Linked DNA regions of Homo sapiens: region 1 is linked to region 2. Evidence: read pairs that join two places in POLR2A ChIA-PET (ENCODE). Cell type or tissue: HepG2. All regions are shown on one strand. Links, peaks and the distances in the headings refer to the core of each region. The heading gives the core; the rest is flanking DNA.

Region 1 (2,911 bases), core at 119-2,618, 200 kb before region 2:
GTTCGAGACCAGCCTGGCCAACGTGGGGAAACCCCGTCTCTACTAAAAATACAAAAATTAGCCGTGCATTGGTGATGGGCACCTGTAATCCCAGCTACTAGGGAGGCTGAGGCAGAATTACTTGAACCCGGGAGGTGGAGGTTGCAGCGAGCCGAGATTGCGCCACTGCACTCCAGCCTGGGCGACAGAGCGTGACTCCATCTCAAAAAAAAAAAGTTTTGGGGATAGATAGGATTTGGAGACTAATTAAATGGAATGGCAAAATTGGTCACATTCGACTCCCAGTGTTGTGGTAAGTAGCAGTACAACAAAAATGGTAAAGTATGCATGCTTTAGAGTCAAACCATCCTGGATTCCAGCCTGTATTCTTTCTACTTAATAGTTGTGGACATGATTCAATCATTTTGAGCCTCTATTTTCTTGTAAAACAGAGATAATCATTACCAATAACAGGAAGACTAAGTGACACTGCACATAGCATATCTACCAGTGTCCTGCACATAGTGATAAATGTTGACAGTTGTTTTGGTATTAAATGAATATGGGTGTGGTACTGGTTGCTATGATATGGAAGACAAATAGAACAACAGGTCTGAATTAGAAGAAAAATAACAGGAGGGCTGTTTTTAGTGATCTTTCAAGTATGACTACAAATTGTCAAGGTCCTTCCCTGTGGGGTGCTTTGAGGAAATCCTCTTGTCCATAGCCACTCTTTGCTTATTAACAGACCCCTGTGCATAAGTGATCAACAGTGTCCTTCTGGGATTTATGTTTAAGGCCCTCTTTTCCTTGCCAACCAGGAATATTCCCCTGGCTCCTCACTCCAGATATCCTGATCACAAAGGAGTCCTATGAACATGGAAGAATTGACAACTGAAATGGGCTGGGAGAGAGAGCAGCTCCTGTACTGGAGTTACATAATGTGAGACAGACACTTAAAAAGTCCAGAGAACAGCCAGTCAGTCACAGCTGAGTCCCAGTTTGATGATTTGTAGGGTTTGGGATGAGAGCCAATGGCCAGTAAGAACAATTACTTACTGACCATTGACCCTCACTTAGCGGGGCATATTTTTCCCCTTATTCTAAGCCACAATGAAACTAGAGCATTCTAGCAGCTTCCATTGGACAGAATAAACAGGATAGGGTCTACTAACTACTCAGGACCTGGGAGGGGCCTGCAGTTTTTGTCCTCTAGTCCATGTTAGATCAGCCGTATTAAAAAATTCCTCTTCCCTTAGTCTCTCTCCACTGGTTCTGTTTTAAATGAGAGCATAATCACCTGAGCTTCCTAATAAGACAAAGTTCTACTGACGCTGGTAACCAGGTCAGCTTGTTGAGAACAGTCTTGGTAACAGTCTTGACAGCTAGCTAGTTGGTGGTTCTCTACTCAGCACTCATGCCTGTGGTCCCGGTCTTTTAGTTGTCTCAGAAAAGCAATTCATATGGAGGCCTTTATGTTGGTTGATGGCCCCTGCAGATATCTTCATCTTCAACATGGGCACCAAATCCAGTCTCATCTGCAACAGCTCTTTCTAGTTTTTTTCTACCCGTACCGTGGCAGGCCAGATCTCAATAACGCAGGCCTCCATAACAACTGTTTCAGCACTGAGTGGTTAAGTTAAATATTAAAAGCTGAAAGAGTGAGGGCCCTTATGCAAAGGCTAGAATGTAACAAAAGGCCACCAAGGGTTTTGCCCAGGCCTTTTCTGGGCCTTGAAGCATGACAAGATAACAAAGGAACCCATTTAGGATTAAACAAGTTTTATTGGGGGTCTGAAGGAACTTATTGAGGGGGTCTGAAGGCCTCCACAAACAAGTTTACTGGGGGTCTGAAGGAAGTCCCCAAACCTCCATGATTTAGCAGGAAACAAGATAAGGGTAATCACCCCAGCACCTGGACCCATTTAGATTAAGTAAATTTACTGAGGCTCCAGAGGAAGGTCTTCAGGGCTCAGATCTTATTTATAGATTTAAAAAAGTGAATCACTTATGTCTTTAGATGAATGTACACTCACATGTAGACATATAGCTTATAATGTAAATAAGCTCTGGAAAACTTTGTAGTTTTGAGTTGGTCTTGGGATCATTTCCAGGCTTTCTCCCCATACCTGGTTACAGAAATAAACTCCCTCCTTTCTCAGTTCATCTGCACCTCATTATTGGGCTGCGAGAATAAGCAGTCCAACCCTTGATTTGGTCTGGGAACAATACCACAATCCAGATGGGCTGTAACTTGCCACTTAAAAAAGCAGAGAGGCAGAAATCTATGTGACCTGGTCACATATAAGTCTCAGAAGGTGGGGCCGGGGAGAGAGGAAAGAGACCCCTCCTTACCCAAGACTGATAGAAAAGCATGCAAATGAAGGACCAAAAAAGTTTAATTATAAACAGTCTTACATCTTGTAGGAAAACGCAAGTGAGGCAACCACTGAAGGAACTTTATAAAAGCATTTGACTCCCTGTAATATTTGTAGCATTACCTGAGTATTAAAAGTAACAGATCAAGAAAACAAAGGTACTCTTAATACAGTAATATACAATCCAGTGCTGCCAATTCCATTTTTAGTTAATGAAAGCAAATTATACAAACAAAGTAAATAACTAAAAGAAAAACAAAAAAAGGAGGGGGGCTGGAGATACCAACAATACTAAATAGAAGTCGTTAACTCTAAAGGAGTTTAGAAAGGTAAGTTACATCCACAACAGGAAAGGATATAAAAATAGAGGAAAAATTTAATTCCGTGAGTCAACCCCGGTAACATTTCGGATTATTAACCAGATAAGTAAAAAGTGGTAGAGTGGGCTTGACTGAAATAGTTCATTTAGGATGAGAACTTTGTGTATAGTTGAGTCAAGTTTCACTAAAATTTCTGATCATTGGTATGTCAATCTCTTGATGAAAAATCAGTAC
Region 2 (2,911 bases), core at 271-2,770:
CATTCCGGCCTGAACAAGAGTGACACCCTGGCTCAACAAAACAGAACAGAACAAAAACATCCCGACAAATGCTTCCAAGGGCTAAAGCCCCTTCAAAACAAGTCCAAAGACCACTTACTAGCAACATTCATTGCTCTTCTCTGAACCTCAGTTTCTTCCTATGGGAGGGAGCGATAAGCTGTACTTTGCTTTCTCCCAGGGCAGCTGGGAGGTTATCATCACAGCGCTCCAAATCCTGCCCCTGGAGGGAAGAGTTTGCACTGCAGCAGTCTGAAGCCAAAGCTGGGAGCAGGGTGCCCTCTCCTGGCACAGTGGAGTCAAGGGCGACTCCAGCTGCAGGGCACAGGCTGACCTCGGAGGTCCAGGGGTGCTATCCGCAAAGGAAGGTGGGCAAAATGGAGCCGTCTGGGGAGGGCACCTTACAGCTCCCTACTCTTGCAGCGTGGAGCCCGTGCTCCCTTTCTGTGGACTGAGCTCCTCTGCCTCAGATCTCGCTCCAAGGACGTCTCCCACCCTGCCCCCGCCCCGTCAGACTGGACCAACCCCCCACTCCTCCCCATTACAAGTTCTCAGAGTGTTCCTTTTGCTTTTCTATCATCTGAGAAATGAAGGGCAGGGGCAGAACCCCTGGCTGTGTGACTCCTAAGGTCCCTGGACGAGGCTCTTAGCAAATATTAGGATAAAAGGGGCGTGGAAGCTCAGACAAGGCTGGGAAGTGAACCCAGAGGCCATCCAGCCCCACTGGGGAACGATCCAGCCTCAGCGGGGGACGTCAGAGACCTGGATTAGGGGACTCCCTGGCTCCACCCTGAGGAGAGCCAGGACTGTGGGCTGAAGCCAAGGGGCACCACAGCGTGGGTTCCGGGGCAGACATCTGGGAACATTAATTCATTCCCAAATATTGTGTGCAGTCTGTGTGCCAGGCACTGAGCTGGACCCTGGGGACACAGCAGCTGGCAAAGCCATACAGGTTTCTGTCCCTCCTGGAAGTAATGGGACAGGCACATAATCAGATGATTTCGATATAATGATATAGAACCACACCACCTCACATCCCCCTTTCGGGGTGCCTCTTAAAGCCTGTCGCTTAGAGATGGCCCGCGGCTAGGGAGGGGCGCTCTCTTATATTCTACGAGTCTGGAGGGCTCCCCCAACGGAAGAAACCCGCGGATGGGTGGGCCGGCAGCTCCTGGGACGCCCGACTCACAGCGGAGCCGCGTGGGATGAGAAGGATTGAGGGAGAGAGGGGGGCCCTGTCCCAGGGTCTCTAAGAAGTCCCCCACCTCTGTACTCCCCAGCCCAGCGGTGACTTCGAGGTGGGCCCAGGGGGCCTGGAGGGAGGGGCGTGGATACAGCGGGAAAGGAGAGACCCCTAGCGGGGTGGACAAGAAGGGAGGAACTCCACAGAACTGCTTAATCCGGCTCCATCCCCATCAGCGGGCTTTCTCAGCGCCTGCACCCCTCTCTATCCCATCTCGAAGCCTCCAGTTAATCCAGAGTGAGACGCAGGACCGCCGGGAGGCGAGCGGGGATGCTGAAGCTAGGGCAGGCTAAAGCCCCGCGGCCAAAGGGCAGGCTTGTGCGCCCTCCGCCCCCTCTCCGCCCCCTCTCCGCCCCTCCGCGCCCAGGACCTAATTGTTTGCAAAAGCAAACACGGAAAAGGCAGGTACAAAGGTCGGGAGGAGGGACCGGGACCTGCTTCTGCCTGGGGTTTCGACCTTCCCGCCAGAAGCTCCACTGGGGCCTGGACCTGGAGAAGGGACATCAACAGTTAACGTCCAGGGCAGCTTTCAGCGGCGTGGGCGGGGATCCCCAGGGAAGCACTGTTAGCAGTTTCTTGTACATCCAGCCTGGTATATTTTCTGCATGTATAGGCAAATACCTGTTTGTGTGTTCTTTTCTTTCTTTTACATAAATAATCGCATACTAGGCGCACCGTTCTGCACTTTGCTTTTTGTCCTTCATTATATGTTTTGTTGTTGGTTTTGTTGTTGTTGTTGTTTTGTTTGTTTTTTAGACAGAGTCTCACTCTGTTGCCCAGGCTAGAGTGCAGTGGCACAATCTCGGCTCACTGCAACCTACCGGGCTCAAGCGATTCTCCTGCCTCAGCCTACTGAGTAGCTGGGATTACAGGTGTGTGCCACCACGCCCGCCTAATTTTTGTATTTTTAGTAGAGATGGGATTTCGCCATGTTGGCCAGGCCGATCTCGAACTCCTGACCTCAGGTGACCCGCCCGAATCAGCCTTCCAAAGTGCTGGGATTACAGACATGAGCCACCACGCCCGACTGTCGTTTTTTTAAAATACGGACAGGGTCTCGCTTTGTTGCCCAGGCAGAGTGCAGTGGCGCTTAGGCCTCAGGCTTGGGCCATCGCACTGGGCCACCATATCTTGAAGATCATTCTATATTGTTAGATAAACAGCTCATTTAAACAAAAAAATGGCTATCTGCATATTCCATCATGTGGACTGTACCAATATTTATTTAACAAGTCTTCCATGGAAGGACAGTCTTTTGTTCTTAACGTCATTTTGCTCATGTGTACAAACATCTTTGGAATAAATTCCTAGAAGTGGAACTGCTTGGTCAAAGGGCATGCGGGTTTGTAATCTTGTTAGTTATTACCAGAGTGTTGTTCATTAAGGTTGTGCCAATGTACAATCCCAAAACCAAAGTATGAGGAGGCCTGTTTCCCCACACTCTTACCAATAGTATGTTATTAAACTGTAAACTTTTTATCCATGTGATAGTAAACTTAAAAATAAAATTAATCAGCCGGGCATGGTGGCTCACGTCTGTAATCCCAGCACTTTGGGAGGCCAAGGCAGGTGGATCACGAGGTCAGGCGTTCAAGACCAGCCTGGCCAACATAGTGAAACCCCATCTCTATTAAAAATAAAAATAAAAAT

The links. ChIA-PET counts read pairs that join two places held together with the same protein. Peaks named below come from ENCODE experiments on the same cell type or tissue, not always from the same donor. Only the 100,000 strongest peaks of a DNase experiment are listed, where the experiment ranks them.
Region 1: POLR2A ChIA-PET joins it to region 2 with 11 read pairs; 23 of 35 experiments call an interaction of 5 or more read pairs at or near these places.

What each region holds. Positions count from the first base shown.
Region 1 is chr20:34,510,843-34,513,753 of GRCh38, reverse strand. ITCH (itchy E3 ubiquitin protein ligase) reads right to left here. Exons shown (of 25, transcript NM_031483.7): 25 at 1,981-2,911. Among named protein-coding and RNA genes, the nearest start is that of DYNLRB1, 4.1 kb to the left of the region's middle. RefSeq lists a silencer at 776-1,070. In HepG2, for the core only: no CTCF peak of the experiment used is centred there; DNase peaks (open chromatin) are centred at 983 and 1,613; H3K4me3 peaks cover 890 bases.
Region 2 is chr20:34,310,223-34,313,133 of GRCh38, reverse strand. It overlaps a transcript of AHCY not described here. Among named protein-coding and RNA genes, the nearest start is that of AHCY, 8.3 kb to the right of the region's middle. RefSeq lists an enhancer at 938-1,536. In HepG2, for the core only: CTCF peaks have their summits at 273 (motif pointing left), 820 and 1,531; DNase peaks (open chromatin) are centred at 682, 1,683 and 2,493; H3K4me3 peaks cover 2,233 bases.